Linked DNA regions of Homo sapiens: region 2 is linked to region 1. The links are chromatin loops, found by intact Hi-C in ENCODE. Cell type or tissue: Calu3. All regions are shown on one strand. Region 1 has its middle 90 kb from the start of HMX1. Region 2 overlaps LOC105369250 (a long non-coding RNA gene).

Region 1 (2,500 bases):
CAGGTGTGGGGGTTCCACGCCATGGACATTCCATTAATACCCCATGGTGGGCACAGGGCCCCATCAACACTGGAGCATCAGTGTGAAATCTCGTGGCTACAGGGGGCAGGTGTGGGGCTCTGTGGACACCCCTTAGGGACGGTATGAAAAACACATCAGGGATTCTTCCTTTTCATACCAGGGGACAGGGCTTACCCTGGCATATTTTTCATGACACTTGGAGCAGATGTTTTGGTCTCTGCCTCACAGAGCATGTGGTAGGAGCAAGTGGCCTGTTGTACATCCACGGCATAGATACAGACATGGGCCTTTGTATAGAGAGGAGCAGGCCTGCAGCCCCAACCCAGTCTGCTCAGTACCAGAGTCCAGGCCCCAGGTCTGGGCTGCTGGGGAACAGGGCCCTGTTTGCAGAAGGCAGCGGGTGGGCCCATGTTCAGCTCCAGGATGCTCCCTGCCCACAGATGGGCACATGCAGTGACACACAGCTAGCACACATGGGCACAGTCCTGCAGGGCATCCATGTCAGTGTCTGTTCTGATGGGCCGAAACTAAGAACAGTTTTGAACGTCATCCTTGGGGGTGTGGAGTGGCAGAGGTCATGCCTGCTCCTGGCAGGGCAGAGGGTGGCTCGGTGTCTCTGTCTGTAGCAGGGGCTGGAGCCTCATACTGCACCACAGTCTCTTGGCCGTTTTGCCCAAGGATAGTCAATTCTGGGCAGAGTCCATCCTGGGTATCTTGGACCCATGTTGTGCCCTGTCTGGTCATGGCATCCCCTCTGCCCAGCTCCATATCCCATCTCCTCCGGTGAACCCTGGGGGATCCTTGTCTCTTCATAGCAGCACTGTGGGGGTAAAGTCACCCTGCAGGGCCCCAAGACAGGAGTGTTCATGTCCTGAGTGCCTGGTGAAGGTGTTAATAGTGGCCCCTATGATTTGGCAGGTGCCATGCCCACTTTCTCACTTTAGAACTTCAGAACACAGCACACAATAGGCATAGGCTCATCTCACCATTGGGAAAAGCAGCTCTGGGGAGTTAAGTACCCAAATCACCCACAGAGCCAACGTTACAGTCCTGAGAACGAGTGTGCATCTTCTGACTCCCAATGCATTACTCTTGTTGCCCACCCTGGGAGGACTCACTGGAAAGGAAGCCCCCTCTCCATGCTTAGCTTCAGGTTTGATTTGCAGAGTTGGCAGCTGCAAACAGTTCGATCTCTCTAGTCCAGGCTGAGAAAGAGAAACAGCGCCTGCAAGCTTGGTACTGCACACCTGGGGTTGGGGACAGGACATGACTAAGCACAGAGCTTTCTTCTTTTGAGGCCACGCATGTGGTGCGGAGCGGGACCACCTGCATCCACACAACCCGGCACACCTGCTCCTACTTCTGCTTAGCGTGTGAGCAGCGTGGTGACCAGGGTCTCCACCAGGGGGCAGGCCAGGACCAGCTTACAGCACTTTCTAGGCGCTCTCTGGTCCCGGGCTGGGACACATACAGGGCTTAGTAAAGTTCGTAGATGGTAGCTAGGCAGCCCCAGGCCCCAGGTGACACCTCTCCCCTGACTGCCCTGTACTGCCTGCCTGCAGCACTCCTGGGAATCTTGTACGAAGACAAGGAGAGACAGGACTTCATCTTCACCATCTACCACTGGTGGCAGGCTGTGGCCATCTTCACCGTGTACCTGGGCTCGAGCCTGCACATGAAGGTGAGACTGGGCAGGGTTGGGGGCCCCATGCCCAATGACAGGTATTTCCTTAGCCCCTGCCCTGGCTTCACAGCTTCCTAAACGCCACCCCTTCCCAAGCCAGTCTCTGGGCCAAGGCCCCATTCCTGCAGCCCACTGGGTGGCCCCCAACTCAGCACCCCACTTACTGGCCCACCTCCAGCCAGTCTCAGTTTGCCCACCTCTGAGGGGATTTGTGGGTGCATCACAGCCATCCTGTGGGCTGTTTGGTACCCTGTTGTCCAGATGTTGCGTCTGTCTCCCTTCATGTCCTGAACGGGAGCAGGCTTCTCATGCTCTGCTCCCAAAAGATGGTGGCTCGGTCTAGCAAGTCCCAGTTGCTAAACATTTTTTAAAAATAGAACTAAAGGCCGGGCACGGTGGCTCACGCCTGTAATCCCAGCACTTTGGGAGGCCGAGGCAAGTAGATTGCCTGAGGTAGGGAGTTTGAAACCAGCCTGACCGACATGGTGAAACCTCGTCTCTTCTAAAAATACAAAAATTAGCTGGGCGTGGTGGCAGGTGGCTGTAATCACAGCTACTCAGGAGGCTGAGGCAGGAGAATCGCTTGAACTGGGAGGCGGAGGTTGCAGTTAGCCGAGACGGGGCCTTGGCACTCCATCCAGCCTAAGCAACAAGAGCGAAAATCCATCTCAAAATAAAAATAAAAATAAAAATAAAAATAAAAATAGAACTAAAAATAGCAGGGAGTGGGCTGGGAGCAGTGGCTCATGCCTATAATCCCAGCATTTTGAGACGCTGAGGTGGGGGTATCACCTG
Region 2 (2,500 bases), 160 kb after region 1:
GCTGAGGTGAATTAGTACAAGAGGAAAGCCTCTTGCATTTGAGATGGAGGAAGACCACTGTCTCCTGCCTGCCCCTGGGAACTCAAAGTCTCGGTGTAAAACCCGATTGTGCATTTGTTCAAGTCTTAGATAGGAGAAAAGCTGCCCTGTGACAGGAGGCGAGACATGTTTGCAGCAATGCTGCCTTGTTATTCTTTACACCACTGAGATGTTTGGGTGGAGAGAAACATAAATCTGGCTTACGTACACGTCCAGGCATAGTACCTTCCCTTGAACTTATTTATGATATAGATTCTTTGGCTCACATGTTTTTTGTTGACCTCCTTATTATCACCCTGCTCTCCTATTACATTCCTTTTTGCTGAAATAATGAAAATCATAATCAATAAAAACTGAGGGAACTCAGAGCCCGGTGCCGGTGCATGTCCTTGGTGTGCTGAGTGCCGGTCCCCTGGACCCACTGTTGTTTCTCTATACTTTGTCTCTGTGTCTTATTTCTTTTCTCCGTCTCTCATCCCACCCGACTAGAAATACCCACAGGTGTGGAGGGGCAGGCCACCCCTTCATCTGGAGCCCAGCTTGGGGCCCTTCTGTAGGGTGAAGGTACTCTAAGAACGTGAGCATTGAGGACAGCCGACGAGAGATTCCCTAGTACGTCCACAGTCAGCCTTGTGGTTAGCTTGTGCGCTCAGAGGAATCCAGGGTAACAATGGGGCAAACTGAAAGTAAATATGCTTCTTATCTCAGCTTCATTAAAATTATCTTAAGAAGAGGGGGAGTTAAAGCTTCTACAGAAAATCTAGTTACGCTGTTTCAAACAATAGAACAATTCTGCCCATGGTTTCCAGAACAGGGAACTTAATATTTAAAAGATTGGGAAAAAATTGGCAAAGAACTAAAACAAGCAATTAGGGAAGGTAAAATCATCCCACTTACAGCATGGAATGATTGGGCCATTATTAAAGCAACTTTAGAACCATTTCAAATAGAAGAAGATAGCGTTTCAGTCTTTGATGCCTCTGAAAGCTGTGTAATAGATTGTGAAGAAGAGGCAGGAACAGAGTTTAAGAAAGGAATGGAAAGTACACATTGTAAAAATGCAGTAGAGCCTGTACTGGCTTGGTCAATGCAGAATGTTGACTATAATCAATTACAGGAGGTAATATATCCTGAATCATCAAAATTGGGAGAAGGAGGTCCAGAATTATTTGGGCCATCAGAGTTTAGACCACGATGGCCACCAACTCCTTCTCCCGCGGTTCAGATGCCTTTGATGTCACAATCTCAAATGCCAATCCAGGCACAGTATCCGCAATACCAGCCAGTAGAAAATAAAACCCAACCATCGGTAGTTTATCAACACAAGCCGTCAGCCGTATTTCAGTATCCGCCGTCTCCAGAGGTTCAGTATGGATCTCAGGCGGTGCGTCCTGTGCCAAATAGCAAGGCACTATATCAACAACCCAAGGCGATGGCGTTTGATCTTACAGTACCACCTAGTGGACAAGGTAGTGCACTGCATGAGACCATTGCTACAGCCAGAAAACAGGGAGATCTTGAGGCATGGCAATATCCGGGAATGTTACAAACAATGCCGGCCGGGAAAGGGAGTCAAGCAAGAGCGTCTGTCTGAACCAAGACTAGATATGAATCTATCACCATAAAAAAATTTAAAAGATATGAAGGAAGGAGTTAAACAATATGGACCTAACTCTCCTTATATGAGAACACTATTAGATTCCATTGCTCATGGAAATAGACTTATTTCTTATGATTGGGAAATTTTGGCTAAATCTTCCCTTTCACCCTCTCAGTATCTACAGTTTAAAACCTGGTGGAATGATGGGGTACAAGAACAGCTACGAAAAAATCAGGCTACTAATCCTGTTGCTTATATAGATGCAGACCAATTGCTAAGAACAGGTCCAAATTGGGGCACTACTAACCAACAATCAGTAATGAAAATCAGGCTATTGAACAACTAAGGGCTATTTGCCTCAGGGCCTGGGAAAAGATTCAGGACCCAGGAACCTCATGCCCTTCTTTTAGTTCAATCAGACAAGGCTCTAAAGAGCCATATCCAGACTTCGTGGCAAGGTTGCAAGATGCGGCTCAAAAATCCATTGCAGGTAATAACGCCCGAAAAGTTATTGTAGAAACAATGGCTTATCAAAACGCAAATCCAGAGTGTCAATCAGCCATAAAGCCATTAAGAGAAAAGGTTTCAGCAGGAGTTGATGTAATTACAGAATATGTGAAGGCTTGTGATGGGATTGGAGGAGCTATGCATAAGGCAATGCTATTGGCTCAAGCAATTACAGGGGTTGCTTTAGGAGGACAAGTTAAAACATTTGGGGGAAAATGTTATAATTGTGGTCAAATCGGTCATCTAAAAAAGAATTGCCCAGGCTTAAATAAACAGAGCAAAAAAAAAAAAAATAGAGCCACCTGGCCTGTGTCCAAGATGTGGAAAAGGAAAACACTGGGCTAAGGAATGTCG

Evidence for each region. Peaks named below come from ENCODE experiments on the same cell type or tissue, not always from the same donor. Only the 100,000 strongest peaks of a DNase experiment are listed, where the experiment ranks them.
Region 2: it touches region 1 in a loop (13-fold over the local background); 5 of 110 quality-filtered maps call a loop at or near these places.

What each region holds. Positions count from the first base shown.
Region 1 is chr4:8,960,131-8,962,630 of GRCh38, forward strand. It overlaps the pseudogene UNC93B8. Among named protein-coding and RNA genes, the nearest start is that of HMX1, 90 kb to the left of the region's middle. In Calu3, no CTCF peak of the experiment used is centred here; a DNase peak (open chromatin) is centred at 1,431.
Region 2 is chr4:9,122,244-9,124,743 of GRCh38, forward strand. All of the region lies in intron 2 of LOC105369250 (a long non-coding RNA gene), which reads right to left. It also overlaps the pseudogene ENPP7P10. Among named protein-coding and RNA genes, the nearest start is that of FAM90A26, 47 kb to the right of the region's middle. In Calu3, CTCF peaks have their summits at 1,476 (motif pointing left) and 1,689; a DNase peak (open chromatin) is centred at 1,488.